Regions from separate parts of the Homo sapiens genome. Here all the other regions are linked to region 1. A link is a contact called in ENCODE Hi-C data. All regions are on one chromosome and are shown on one strand. The core of a region is the stretch at or near the end of the contact, and the rest is flanking DNA. Distances in the headings are between cores, read along the strand shown.

Region 1 (3,457 bases), core at 512-3,011:
TGTTTATGGCAACACCATTATTCATGATATTAAAAATTTGGAAACACCCCAAATGTCCATCAACAGCACAATGGACAAATAATAAATGACGATAAAAATGAATGAACTGGAAAAACATGCAACAACACAAATGGATCTTAAGAGATATAATATTGAGAAAAAGAAGCAAGTTGTAAAAAAATAAACAGTATAAGTTCATTTATAGGAAAGTTCAAAAAAGTCAACACTAAACTATTTTAGGGATGCATCTATCATGGTACAATTATACATAAAAGCAAAGAAAGTTGGTATGGCAGTTACCTCTACGAAGGAGGGGTGATTAACAGGGGGCACGTTAGACTTCTGGGATTCTGGCAATATTCTCTCTCTGCACCTAAATGGTAGTTACATGGATACTTGCTTTACAGTAACTTATTATACTGTTCATTTGTGTTATAGTTCATAATTTTTAAAAGATTTTTTAACAATGATACATATTGATACTGAGGAATTGATACATATTCTCTACATATTGATATTGAAGAATTCTCAAGCTATATGTTGTAAAGTGAGAAATATGATGTGGAAAAAGTTTTTAAATGTATGTTTAAAAAGAAAGGAAGGAAGGGAATGAGAGAGTGAGAGAAAGAGAGAGAGAAAAGGAGAGAGAGGAAGAACAAGAAAGACATAATCAACGTGTAGAAGAATACGGTAACCCACACACCAAAACAGTTGTTGTCTTTGGGCAGGAGGAATAGGTGGCCAAGGGTCAAGGTTAGCAGGATTACTATTCACCGTGTACTCTTTTGTGTCTTTAATTTCATGCCATGTTAATGTATTACCTATTCAAAATAAATAAAATACCTAATCATGCTTATCCACAAGGGGTCACTATTGAATGCCATTTAACTCTAGTTCCTAACCAGGGAAAAAAACGTTCTGAATTCTTTATGTGCTTAACAGGAAGTGAAGAAACAACTTCATTTATGTTCTTATTTTACATTACACCACATCATGTTCCAGAAAACAATTGCCATTCGCAAATCATGCACAAAAGTATAACATTTAAAACGGAGTGAAAAAGACAAAAAAGTGAATAGATAATATGAAGTCGGGAATGAGTTTACAGAAGCGTTGTGTCAGTCATCTCCCCTAGTGGTAATTAGACTCTAAATTTTCGATTCTAAAATTAGATTCTAAATTTTCTAGCATCTGGGCTGAAAAAAAAAAGGGGAAGTATGGTCAGTTACACAATTCAAAATGTTGATCGGGAGAATATTAAGACCTTGCAGAGAATTTTCCCTGGTAGAGCCTGTTAAAAACAATCCATGAGGACCCTTTAGATGAAATTTTTGATTGGTCTTAACCACAAAAATGATCCACAGATGAATTATGAAACCATGTCATCTTACTCTCTAAGGGAGGTATAAGATGTTTTTGGACTTCAGATGAGAAGGGCTCCATTCATGGTTAATCATGAATGAAAACGAAACTAAGAATATATGCTGTAGAAAAAGAAGAAGAAAAGCCACAAGACTGCTTAAAAATTTCTGTGTCTTACACAGAAGATAGAAAAAATAGAGTGTCTCCAATTGGATGGATTTTTTAAAAAATTTGGTTATTGTAATGGATTTATTTTTTCTTAGAGCTGAGCTGATTGTACTTTGGCCAACTAATGGGTTAATACTGTCAAGGGAAATTAGCCCTGACTAAACATTGCCGCTGGCTCATGAATGCACTAGGCTTGGGGCAGTATAAAAACTCAGAGAAATCAGTGTGTAGGAGACACAGAAATCAGTGTCACTCAGTGACAGAAGCAACAATAATTGTGAAAAATACTTCAGCAGTTATGGACTCATCTGTCATTCAAAGGAAAAAAGTAGCTGTCATTGGTGGTGGCTTGGTAAGAATTTTCAGATGGATTACTATTGTTGGTGGTATTATATTAACTATTATTACTCGTAATGATTATTATTCGTCACTTCTGCAAATTGTTAATTTTCTTGTGAAAACTCTGATATTTAAATACAGCTATTTTGTTTATTTTTTTAATATTTTTATTTTCATAGATTTAATATAGTATGAGTTTTAATCTGTTCTTTTTCAGGAAAGGTATTTTATAGCCATTAAATACAAAGGTTTCTGTTTTCCCTCATCATTTTGGTTTAGGATTTGTTAAAAAGCAAAAATAATGCAAATTGAATTTGATTTTATCCCCAAATTGGCTATGTTTTTAGGAACAGGAATTAGTCTCAATATTCATTTTAATAAAAACATTTGTTCCGCTTTGTTTAATAACTCAGTTAATGCTGTCTAATGAGAATAAAAGGGTCAAGAAACATGAAGCTAACGTCAAAGTATCATGTTGAATGTTCACTAGTTATATGAGTAATTGGGAATAAGATTTATGTGGTCGCCTGACTTACTTGACTCTTCCAGTGGAGCACCTAAGACAGTGGAGTGAGGTGTTCACCTCTCACTGAGCACGTGACGTAAAGGTGCTGGGGCTTCCCCCATACCTAACAAGACGGAAGGAGAGGTCACTCTCTGCTTTCATAGTTATGGTGCCAAAGGTAGTTCTGTTTAACATGGGTCTGCTCCGATTCAACTTTGCTTTTTCCCATCTCAGCAGAATTTCTGTTTCAGAATACAAACATCCCAGTTAGTCAAGGTTAAATCATTTCCCTATCACCTTTGGTCAAATCATTTGGAGACTTTTCATTAATTATTCATATATCCACTCAACAAAAAATTTATTGAGGGCGTAACACTGTTCTAGGCTGAATATAGATGGTATATTTTATGCCACACATGTATTTATACAGTATATGCTGTCTTTTGTTCTGCCTTCCTTAGTGTCTTTTCCCCAAAGTGCTAGAACAGTTCTTTTAATATTTCTGATTCTAAATTTTCATTTAGAAATGCTATCACATGATGTGTTGGTCACTGGTTGGGACATGTGTCGTCACTGCTTCATACTAGGCTTGTGTCCAATCTGTCCTATCAAAATGTTGCACAAAATGAGAATTCATGTGTTCAACAAAATCTGATTACTATGTACCAATATTGTTTTAGGTAGTAGGGATGCGAGGGTGAGAATTCCAGAGAAGAAAAAGACAAGGAAGAAGAAAACAAATAAGACAATTTCAGTTAAAGAGAAGCACTATGAAAGAAACGAAAACAGGGTAGTGCTGTAGAGAGTATCTTTGGGAGTACCTGTTTAGAATGTGGTCAGGGACAGCTGCTCTGCTGAAGGGACATGTGACCAGAGACCTGAATGATCAGATAGAACTAACTACGTGAAGATCTTGAGAAAGAGCATTTCAGGCAGAGGGAACAGCAGGAAGAGAAACCCTCAGGCAATAATGAGCTGCCCAAGTTCAAGGAGCAGAAAGAAAGGCAGGAACTGCCTGAGGCCAGAGAAGAGTAGCTGATGAGGCCAGAAAAGCTGACAGACCAGATCTTGTAGGATCTTAGA
Region 2 (3,457 bases), core at 510-3,009, 5.8 Mb after region 1:
CTAGAAGTATCAGTGGTTTCCTATGAGCCTTCTGCCAATTCTGCCCTGACCTTCAACCTCGCCTCCACCCTATTCTCTATCCTTGCCCTCTTCAAACCACATTGAAGGCAACTGCACACTCGCCAAAGCCCTTCCTCGGCCAGGACAGAAAAGTGGGTCCGTCACTGCACAGCTCAGCCCTCAAAGAACCCCTGGACACTGCAGCTGCCACACCCCCAAGGTGGGACTCAGGGGTCCCTACACCTCCCCGCTGGTGTGCAGACAACTAGCCGACACTTTTGCCACAACTAGGGTGGCAAGAGACCAGCAACCAGTATACCTGGTGTTTATGATTCCCACTTTAGAACGCTGGGCCCGTGAAAGGGCACATGGGGACACTCACAGTCCCCTTCTCTGCCATCAGGCCTCTGTGATCCTTAGGACCGGCAGTGCCTGCCACTCCCCCATCTGCACGAGGTTGTCCAGCGTGGCCGCGTCTTAACCTCCAACAGCTCACAAGGTGGGAAGGGGGACTCGGGCCTCACTCCCATTTCACAGAAAGACAAGTGATGCCAGAAAAGCTACGGAACAACTGAGTGGTTCCAGAAACACCCACTGCTCTGAATCTCTTTGCTTTCCAAAGTAACAACATACACAGAAACCCATATGGGGGCCGTGGCGGCGTCGGGCTGGACGCATTACAGCGCTCCCCACCACCGGATCGCTTCCAGGGCGGCTCCGGCATCTGGAGCCCGGGGTGGGCCCCGCCCGCCCTGCTCGGCGGCCCCCTGCGGCGCCCATCACACACCTGCAGCGCCCAGGACTACTCAGGCCCGCCCCCCCGAGCACCGGCGCCCACCCGGGCTGCCACTCGGATCGTCTCCAACCAGACGGCCGCGTCCGTCTTTGTCACGGCGGCACCTGGCGCGTCGGAGGCTCGGAGGAGATGCCTGATGAATGAACTAACGTGAGTGAGGCGGAGGAGGGCCCCGCAGGGGCGGAGCGAGCTCCCAGCCTTTCGCGGAGGAGGGACCGAGCTGGATCGGCAGAAAGGGAAGGAGAAGGTCGCTGTGGGCCAGGGAAGGGGGAGCCCGCCCTCCGCGCCCTCGGTCTCCCTCACACGCGCGTCTCCCGTCTCGCCGGCTCCGGGCTCCTCACCTCACAGCCTGGAGCTCCCTCCCGGCGTCCGGCCGAAAACCCTCCTGTGGCGGCGGAAGTCCAGGGCAGCCGTCCTCATCCTCCCAGCCCGCCCGGCCGGGCGTACTCGCTGAGGCGGGGTCTCCGCAGGCGCCCGGCTCCTTTCCCGGCCCGTCCAGACCGCGTCTCCCGATCATCCGGAAAGCCACGGCTCGGCTCGGGGGCAAATGGAGGCGCCTGAAAAACAATGGTGTTGCTTTCTCCCCCGCCCGCACCTTCCTGAGCGCTGGGCTCTGGGCTGGGAGGCGGCGCCGCGGAGGCCGGGCGCGGGCCGAGGAGGGCGGGGCGGGGCCGGCCGCGGGAGCCGGGGTGCACTCACCGCCGCGGCGCGTCCCTGTTGGCGGGCGGCGCAGGCCTGGCCGCCGCGGGAGCCCGCCGGACGCCGAGGAAAGGAAAGGCCGGAGCCCTCCGGCTCCCTCCCCTGGGACACTTCCTGCTCCGCTCTAGGACTGGGGAGGTCTCCGCATCTCAGTGGTTCGCTCCCCCGCCCCCCGGCCGAGGTGTGCGCTGGGGGTGACATCCGACACCCCCGGCCCGCCCCGCTCCGCGCGCGCCTGGGCCTGGCCGCCGGGCCGGGGGCTTTGTGGGTCAGCCACGTCGCCGCGCCCGGGCTTCCCCGCGGGCCCGCCGGTCCGGAAGGTCGGCCCGGGGCTCTTTTCTCCGCTGTTCTCCTTCTCTGGCGCCCCCAGGACACGCGGCCAGTGGACGCCCGGAACGGCCGACCGGGAGTCGCGGCTGGGGATGGAAGCTGGAATTGGGGGTGCGGGATGGAGCGGAGAGAGGAGGCCCCGCGCGCCGTCGGCCGCCTCATTTCAGACTCCCCTGCGACCCCCCCCCCGCCGCCAGCCGAAGCCCGGGCCGCCCAGCCCCTCCTGCCGCTGCGGGACGCCGAAGGTAGCGCTCACATCCGCGCCTTCCGGGCCTGGCGCCCACGTGCGGAGTCCCCGGGTTAGGAAAGGCCGCGCATCCGGAGGCCACGCAGAGCCTCGGGGCTTGCGCAGAGGGGCTGCGGTGAGTCCTGACCCTGAGTGGGGGTCACGGGGCTCGTTGCTCGCTGAAGTGAACACGGTTGCAGCTGTGCACAGTGGCGGAGGGAGAGGATGAGGGACTCTGACCCAAGGTTATGTGGCAGTGAGGGGCAAGCAGAAATGGGGGCCTCCGGACCCCACCCCGAGACAGGGCTGCTGGCCGCTGCACTATGCTGAATATAGCCCAAATTCTTACATGGGTCGTCCCCGGGGAATGCTCATTTTTCAGGCTCCAGAGCTTGAGAGAAAGTGCGAACCCGGTCCCTGAGCAGGTCTGATTCCCATGGCCCCTTCGCCATCTGCTCTGCACCGAAATTGGATTCTCCTACGCAGAGGAGAAGGTGGAGAAGATTCTCCGTCTTCCGGAGGGTAGCTACTGCCGGTAGCTCCGATTTCCTTCGGATCCCCTTTCAAGGGCAAGCAGAAGGAAATCAGTTTCTCCAAAGAAAGTGGCCCGGCTGAGTAAGTGGGAACAAGGTGGTTGGACTGAGGCACGGGATCCTTTAGCTCCGTTGCTCTTCTAATCCCGTGGCCCTGGGCACCGCCACTTCCTCCTCTGAACTGCTGGAATAATCACTTCTGACTAGCAGAGTTACTGGGAGCCGCTGTTTGTCAGTGTTCACATTCTGACTTTAGCAGGAGATGGAGCGAGCGAAGGAGTGAAGCCCTTGTTTGTGAACAGTGATTGTTTCCCGGATGACAGCCAGATGCCGGGCAGGGCCACGCAGATCTTAGCTGGAGCCTACAGGTACAAGTGAGAGCCACCCCCTTTGACGTAACTGGACTGGCATTTACAGAACTCATGTACAGCCCACTCTCAGGAACACCAGCCAGGAACCGTGACATGGAGGAGAGGAATTGGGAGGAACCGAGGGGTCATCAAAGGCTGGTAGGGCTTAGGTGCTCTAGCAAACATCCTAGTCTGTGGGGTTCCAGAGCTCTGGTGCTACAGCTCCCAACCCTTTGATTGGCCCAGGAACTGGCTGTTGAGTGGGCATCCGTGTTCATAGCTCTGCCCCTTGCAACCCTAAAGCAGATAAAATGCAGGAGGCAGAAATTGCTGGCAGACAGCATCCAATTAATCCCCACTACCCAATTCAGTTTCTTCCCCTGACCTGACACGTCCCTGCCCAGCTGTGCCTCCCACTGTTCACCTTTTGAGGCACAAAACGGGCTGTTTATGCTGCTGCTGCATTTAGCTCAAAACAGGGCTTCAGAGTCAAGGTTCTGGACTCAGGCACCCGGATTAAATC
Region 3 (3,457 bases), core at 464-2,963, 5.7 Mb after region 1:
TATTCATTTCCTATAGCCATACTGGAAGAGGATTTTCCCTATTACTTTCCCTGGTAGCATTCCCACAGCTACGCCCTGGGATTCTGTTTAAAATCACCCCTAAAAAGGAACAGGCCTGACAAACTTACTATACTCTAGGGAAGAAAAAGGTAAATCAGAATTTTTAACAAGTGAATATTTGACTATATATGTAATGTCTTTTCTGAAATCCACCTCTTAAACATTTTCTTACCTTTGAAACTCTACTGTTAAAATGCAATTGACAGTTAATAAAAAACTAAGGTTGAATTAAGTGAAAAAAATGTTTCAAGGTGTAAAACCCAGGAAGTGGCAATGCTGATTGGAACACAGACAAATCTGACTCAAGTGCCAAGTCAGGCCGTCCTATCACTTGGGACCTTCCTCTGTTTCCATACTGCTCACTGACCACCTTCCCGCCTTGCCCAGGAGCCACCACACTGTGCCCCACTGGGTGCCCCAAGTGGCTTGACTTTGCAGATTCTCGCGCCCCCTCACTGCAGTGGGTCTTCCTTGTCCTTTGGAACAGTTTTTCCCCCTTCACAAGTCTGAGAGAATCCAGATGTCAGAAATCATTTCTGTTTTTTCTTCTCAATATCAGCATCCAACTGGCTGACCAGCAATGTGTCCCCAAGGAACAGACGCTGGAGTTGGGTGAAGACAATCTGCATGTCCTAAGGGGTTAGCTTTGTAAATGAAGGGTAGGACCAGCTTCCTCTCAGCCCCAGGGCATCCATCTGCTCCCTTAAGAGGCTCCACCTCCATCACTGAGGCTGTCCTCTGGGAGGAAAGGAACAACGTGCTAATGTTCACTAAACATGCCTTGAGATGGGTCACCCCCAGACAATTATGAAACCCAGGCACAGAAAAAGACTGGAGGGTGGCTGAGGACACATGACCTTGTAAAATTTCCAAAGCAGAACCTCAAACCAAAGACATTCCGATAAGGTGTCTGTGCCTGGGGAAGATAAAAGAAGAGACACAAAGATTTTTTTTAAAGCAGTGTGTCAGGTGATTCTTCTCTGCTCACATAAAATGTTTACAAACAGAAAACAGATGTCTAAAAAAAGTGCCATCCAATGCTCTGTGAAAAAATGATGAAAACACTGTGTGTGAAATGTACAATAAAGGACACACAGGCTGGGGGGACAGGATGGTGGATGTGAGACCGTGCTTGCCACACATTTGGAAACGCAGTGGAAAACCAGTCCCCCTCTGGAGTGTTTAAAATAATTAACTAGCAATCAATTAGACTGAAGTAGCACTAGGACCATCGGTTCCTAAGGAAAAAAATCTAACTGAAATACATGTCTTGTAAATTACTACCTTAGGAAGAAACGATTTTCAGCCTGAACCAACCACAAACCTCCAATTAACCTCTCATTAAATAACCAGGAAATTTCCACCTGGACAGTCCACATAAGGCGACTCCACAACTGTAACTGTAACCAAGTTCTGAATTTGGTTCGCTTCCTTATGCCCCTTACAAAAGCCTTTGCTCCAAGCACCCACAAACCATGACTGGGCGCTCTGCATTGATGAACAGCTCTTTGCTCAAATAATCTCTTTAACGTTTAAACCTTGATTCCCTTTTCATTTTTACCAGGAGAAAGGAGGGCCTGGGACCCCACAGCCCACAGCTCCTCCCACGCAGTGGCTCCTCCTGGGTCGGGGCTCTCCCCCAGGCCCCTGCCGTCGCCACCGCACAGCTGCCAGCGAGGGGACGCGCCGGGCGGAAGTCGAGCGCAGAAGCGGACCGGACGCCGGGTGAGGCTGGCGGCCCAGCCCACATCCTGAGGCCAGGGGAAGCTGAGGGCCGGGCGGGTCCAGCGGGGTCTCGGGTCTGCAGACTCCGGAGGCAGCTGTGGGGAGGCCTGGGGCCGCCACAGCCAGTTCCAGCCCGTTTCCATCAGCCCCCTGCCCACCTCGGGACCCCGCCCACATACTCACCATTTCCCAGCTTCCCGGGTGTCCAGGCTGCTTAGCTATGGATCTCCTGATACCTGCAGGTCAGAGGGCAAGAGGCTGTGGCGGCCACCTGAGCTTCCCCGAGCAAAGCACGCCGAGCACAGAAGACGACCCAGCTGAGGCTGGCAGGAGAGACGAAGGCCCCGCCAGATCCCGGAAGCCGCGCCCTTCTGTCCGGCTGCACGCCCGATTGGACGGTTCCTACGTCAGCGCCCCTGATTGGATAGGGCTCCAGGCCCCGCCCCCTCAGTCCCTGAGTGACGGAGGATGTGATCGGACGCTGGGCTGAGGGCGACAAAGTGACAGGTTCTTGGCTGCAGCCTTTTCATGCAGGGCTTCCTGCTTGCGCTGGGCCTGGCCCAGCCCAGGGGGCATTTTCATTTAACCTTTTGTATAAGGTTATATCCATTTATAAATAATATATATATGTTATTCACAAATGAAAACAATATAATGGCAATGATTTTAACATTTCAGATTTTATGACCTTTCTGGCCTCTGGTAGTTTGATCAGGCAGCCTGAAATTTCAAAAAGGGAGGCAATCCTTTAAGAAATAAAATGTAAGCCACGTGTGAATTTTAAATTTCCTAGTAGCCACCTTTTAAACATTAAAAGTAACAGGTGAAACTGATTGTAATAATTTATTTAACCCAATATATTCAAAATATTATCATTTCAATGTATGATCAATATCTCAATATTCATCAATATATTAATGAACTATATAATTTTCGGTAGTCAATCTGTGAAACTCACTCTGTATTTCACCTTCCCAGCACGTCTCTGTTCAGCCACATTCCAGGCCCTCAGTACTCACACATGGCCAGTGGCTGTCACACTGCCGTGCAGCTCTGAGGGAGGTGAACGGTCTGAACCCTCATTTCCTTCCAGCAGTGAAAGATCGGTCCTCCTTATCAACGTCTCTCCCCAGGCCAAAGGCTGAAGGGACAGGGCCCTAGAGAGAGCAAGGGCTGCAAAAAGAGAGTGTCCACAGGTAGACCATTGCTGCCCCGCCTGCTGTCCATCTTCCTCCCAAAAATCAGACAGTCAAAAAAAGAACAATGGAGCCCCCAGGAGGACCTAATCCCCAGTCTTCAGGTCTTCCACAGCTTTGACTTCCAAAGTTTAGATATACAGAAAATAGATTAAACAAACTTCTGATATTGGTATTTGGCCTTGGCGCTAATAAACAGGCTATTGGTTGTCTTTTTCCTCCTATGGTGTGGGAGACTGGGTGAGTTTATGCACCAATCACGTGTACACATCTACATGTATCTCTACATAACTCACCACCGTCTAACAAGAGATCCAAATTTAAATAAAGGGAAAAGAAAATCAATACCTATAGGGTGCCTACTGTTTGCAGGTAACTAGTAATCAGTCTCTCATTGAATTCTGACATCCTGTCTGTAATGGGTGTGTGTGTTAGTTAGTTAGTGATGCATAACAAACCACCGAAACTTACTAGCT
Region 4 (3,457 bases), core at 304-2,803, 5.4 Mb after region 1:
TCAGGATCCAAAAATCACAGTACAGAGACAACGTAGACTTCCCATAGCGCTTGGCACACTTAAAACATCCCTTCAAGTATTAACCTTAACTGGGCTTGTCATCCCAGGTCAAATCCTCCGAAATAAGTAAACCACTCTAATTTCTTCTCTCCTAAGAGACTCTATCAGTGAAAGCTCACAAAAAAACAGTTTAAAAAAAAAAAAGGGGGGGTCTCGCCATGTTGCTCAGGCTGGTCTCAAACTCCTGGGTTCAAGCGATCCTCCCGCCTCAGCCTCTCAAAGTGCTGGGATTACAGACAGGAGCCACTGCGCCCAGCCAAAGACAGTTCTTAAAATCTACAGGTTCTTTAGGATATTCTGAGAATAAATATCGTTTAGGATTTCCCCAAAGGATTTACGTTTTGTTCTATGAAGAACCCAGTTCTTCCAAAAATTTCTACAACTGACGATTTGGAAATAAAAATAACGCTCATCTCATAAAACTTTGCACACAGATAGTATGAACCTCGTAAGCTTTGAGAACAAAATTTCCCCATCTCTCAAAACAAAACACCCAAACCAAAACAGTCAACCAGTGGCAAAAGAAACCGTCCTGTTTCCCAGGTAGGAAAAAGGAAGGCAAAGCACCCCAAGATGTGCTTTTATTTTAAATCTCCTTGATCTGACCAATCGGGTGAGCTGGAACCTCACGGCTGAGCCCCGAGTCCAACTTCTTCCCCGCCAGGACTACTCACTGTGGCCAGGCCCAAGCGCATGTGGAACACACGCCAACACAGGACAGGCTCAGCACGCCGGCCGCTTCCCTCGGGGAAAGGCCCGCCAACGAGTCCATCGCGTGGGAGAACAGTGGGAAAGGGTCGCGGCCCCGGCCGTCCGTAAAGGGACCCGACTGCCGGCGCAGGACGCGAACCACCAGCGCCGCTCCGCCGCCATGTGCCGCCGCTCCTCCGGTCCGAGATTATGTAACGAAGCCCGGCGCCCGCGAGCCTGCCGTACCCGCCACCGCCACCGCTCGCCCCCTCGAGCCCCATCCGTTGGCCCCGCGCACGCCCGGCCTAGGCCCGGCGCTCGCGGGGCAGAAGCCCCGCCGCCGCCGCCGCCGCCGCCGCCGCCGCCGCGGGTCCAGGCCGCGCGACCCGCCCTCCGCCGCGCGGGCCCAACCCCCTCCCTCCCTTCCCCCTACCTGAACGGGGCGGGTGAGCGCGCCGCCGCGGGCCGAGTCCACCGGGTCGCCAGGCCAGGCGCGAGCTCCTCCCGTGCGGGTCCGTCACAGCATCTCCCGGGAGACGTGGCCGCCACGGGCCGGGCTCACACCCCTCCGCCCGGCTGAAGCCGCTCCTCTGCGCTCCGGCCGCCGCCTGCGACCTCCCCGGCCACCTCAGAGCCACACGCCCCCGAGAGTGCCTTCGCGGGCTGTAGGCCTGCAGACCGCTCAGCGGCTAAAACGCAGTCGCTGCTCCCGCCGCGCTTCTGGGTCCTTCCCCTTGCAACGCTGCCTGCTCGCCTCGGACAGCGCCGGCCCCGCTCTGCGCATTACCCTGCGCCGACAAAACCGAGTTCCACACGCCCCGGAAGGGAGGGAGCAGAGGAAAGGGCGGAGAGGGAGGGGAGAACCGGCGGGAGATCGCGGCTGCAGGGACCAGAGTTCTCGCGATGGTTCCGCGCTCTAGCGCCGGCTCCGCGGGAATTTTCAAACTCTCGGTGAAAGAAGGAGGTGGGAGGGAAAGGGAGGAAAGAGAAGCAGGGCCTGGAAGGGCGGATCATTTACAAAAAAATCGGGTCTCTCCGCCTCCGAGGAGCTGGTGGGGAGAAAGACTACGAGTCCCACAGTGCCTTGCGCGTGAAGCCGCCCTGGCGGCCCCGGCGGCGCGCCCCGTGCGCAGTTGGGAGTGGTAGTCTTCGCTGGGGGTCGCGCCGGGCTCTGCCAGCCGCCTGCTGCGATTGCAGGCGGACTCTCTTGTCACGTAATCGTGTGGCCCTGCCAGCTGGGGGCCGAGTGATAATCTTTCTCCCATAATTGGCAGCTTGCATTCTGTATTTTCTGTTCTGTGCTCCCACTTTTCTTTTTTTCTTTTTCTTTTTTTTGGAGACGGAGTCTTGCTCTGTTGCCCAGGCTGGAGTGCTGTGGCACGATCTTGGCTCACTACAACCTGTGCTCCCGCTTTTCATGCCAAAGGTGGGCTCCCAGACTTCTGGGGAAACGCTTTTTCCACGGTGCTGTTTTTTCTAGCATCCTCCTGTGCTTTCATGGCCAAAAATGCTCGCGCAGCCTAGCCTAATCTTTTTAGTCAAAATTTTACCCCAAATCACTGTTATCTTTTTGGTCACCGCGGGTTTTCATTGTGGAATTTCTTATTTCTTGTTAGTATCTTCCTTTGAAGCAAATCCCAGCGCCAAACATGTTTCAAACAGATAGGGAACGTATCCTTAATACTAAGTAGTAAGTAAAAGGATTATAACATGAGGTAGAGTAGGGATTTTAAGAAGATGCTCTTTTATCAGGAAAGTTTCTACTTTTCTGTTACCTTTCATATGTGCTTTTTAAATTTTTTTATTTTTGAGACAGTGTCTCGCTCTGTCGCCCAGGCTGGAGTGCAGTGGTGTAATCAAGGCTCACAGCAGCCTCGAACTCGTGGGCTCAAATGATCCTCCTACCTCAGCCCTCCAAGTAGCTGGGACTATGGGCATGGACCACCATGCGCCACTACGTCCCATTAATTTTTTTATTTTATTTATTTATTTATTTATTTATTTATTTGAGACGGAGTCTCGCTCTGTCACCAGGCTGGAGTGCAGTGGCACAATCTCGGCTCACTGCAACCTCCGCCTCCCAGGTTCAAGAGGTTCTCCTGTCTCAGCCTCCAGAGTAGCTAGGACTACAGGTGTGCGCCACCATGCCCAGCTGATTTTTGTATTTTTAGTAGAGACAGGGTTTCACCATGTTGGCCAGGATGGTCTTGAACTCTTGACCTCGTGATCCACCTGCCTCAGCCTCCCAAAGTGCTGGGATTATAGGCGTGAGCCACCGCGCCCGGCCTTATTTTTTATTTTTTGTAGAGACTGTCTCACTGTGTTACCCAAGCTGGTCTCTACTCCTGGGCTCAAGAGATCCTCCTGCCTCAGCCTCTCAACGTGCTGGGATTACAGACATGAGCCACCATGCCCAGCCTATTTTTATTTTTGTAGAGACTGTGTCTTGCTGTGTTGCTCAGACTGGAGTGCATGGCTATTCGCAGGCACTATGGCCTCATCAGTGCCACTGCTGCCTCCAACTTCTAGGCTCAAGCTATCCTCCCACCTCAGCTTCCCGAGCAGCTGGGACTACAGGCATGGATATCATGCCTGGCCCATATTCTTTCAGAGATAATGCTGCCTTTTGGAAATGTAATTTTCTTTTTTCTGTAATTTTTGTTTCTTTAGTAACAGCAACCTCCATACATATCATGTTTGTTTGCAC

What was found. A loop is a pair of places that touch in the nucleus more often than their neighbours do. Pooled maps may share reads with other maps.
Region 2: a loop to region 1 is called in a pooled map, with 2.8 times the contacts of the local background. The contact joins the promoter of ZNF496-DT here to the promoter of KMO in region 1. A Hi-C loop is called at or near these places in 2 of 50 pooled maps.
Region 3: a pooled map shows a loop between it and region 1 (9-fold over the local background). The contact joins the enhancer-like site here to the promoter of KMO in region 1. A Hi-C loop is called at or near these places in 2 of 37 single-sample maps with no recorded cell type and 5 of 50 pooled maps.
Region 4: a loop to region 1 is called in a pooled map, with 7 times the contacts of the local background. The contact joins the promoter of AHCTF1 here to the promoter of KMO in region 1. A Hi-C loop is called at or near these places in 3 of 50 pooled maps.

What each region holds. Positions count from the first base shown.
Region 1 is chr1:241,530,617-241,534,073 of GRCh38, forward strand. KMO (kynurenine 3-monooxygenase) reads left to right here and starts at 1,762. Exons shown (of 15, transcript NM_003679.5): 1 at 1,762-1,882. The coding sequence starts at 1,829. RefSeq lists an enhancer at 1,345-1,494.
Region 2 is chr1:247,330,295-247,333,751 of GRCh38, forward strand. It overlaps ZNF496-DT (ZNF496 divergent transcript), which reads left to right and starts at 1,760. Exons shown (of 3, transcript NR_168399.1): 1 at 1,760-2,952. ZNF496 (zinc finger protein 496) reads right to left here and starts at 1,573. Exons shown (of 10, transcript NM_032752.3): 1 at 1,496-1,573; 2 at 1,138-1,353. RefSeq lists silencers at 611-850, 1,421-1,530, 1,661-2,140, 3,253-3,457 and an enhancer at 1,453-1,747.
Region 3 is chr1:247,208,723-247,212,179 of GRCh38, forward strand. No RefSeq gene overlaps it. Among named protein-coding and RNA genes, the nearest start is that of MIR3916, 8.4 kb to the left of the region's middle. RefSeq lists silencers at 1,727-1,936, 2,077-2,336 and an enhancer at 1,743-2,242. Within about 2 kb of position 1,714, at least 35 of the 41 ENCODE cell types and tissues checked have a DNase peak (open chromatin) inside an H3K27ac peak, as active enhancers do.
Region 4 is chr1:246,930,395-246,933,851 of GRCh38, forward strand. AHCTF1 (AT-hook containing transcription factor 1) reads right to left here and starts at 1,554. Exons shown (of 36, transcript NM_001323342.2): 1 at 1,184-1,554. RefSeq lists enhancers at 677-766, 1,887-1,936 and a silencer at 1,107-1,206.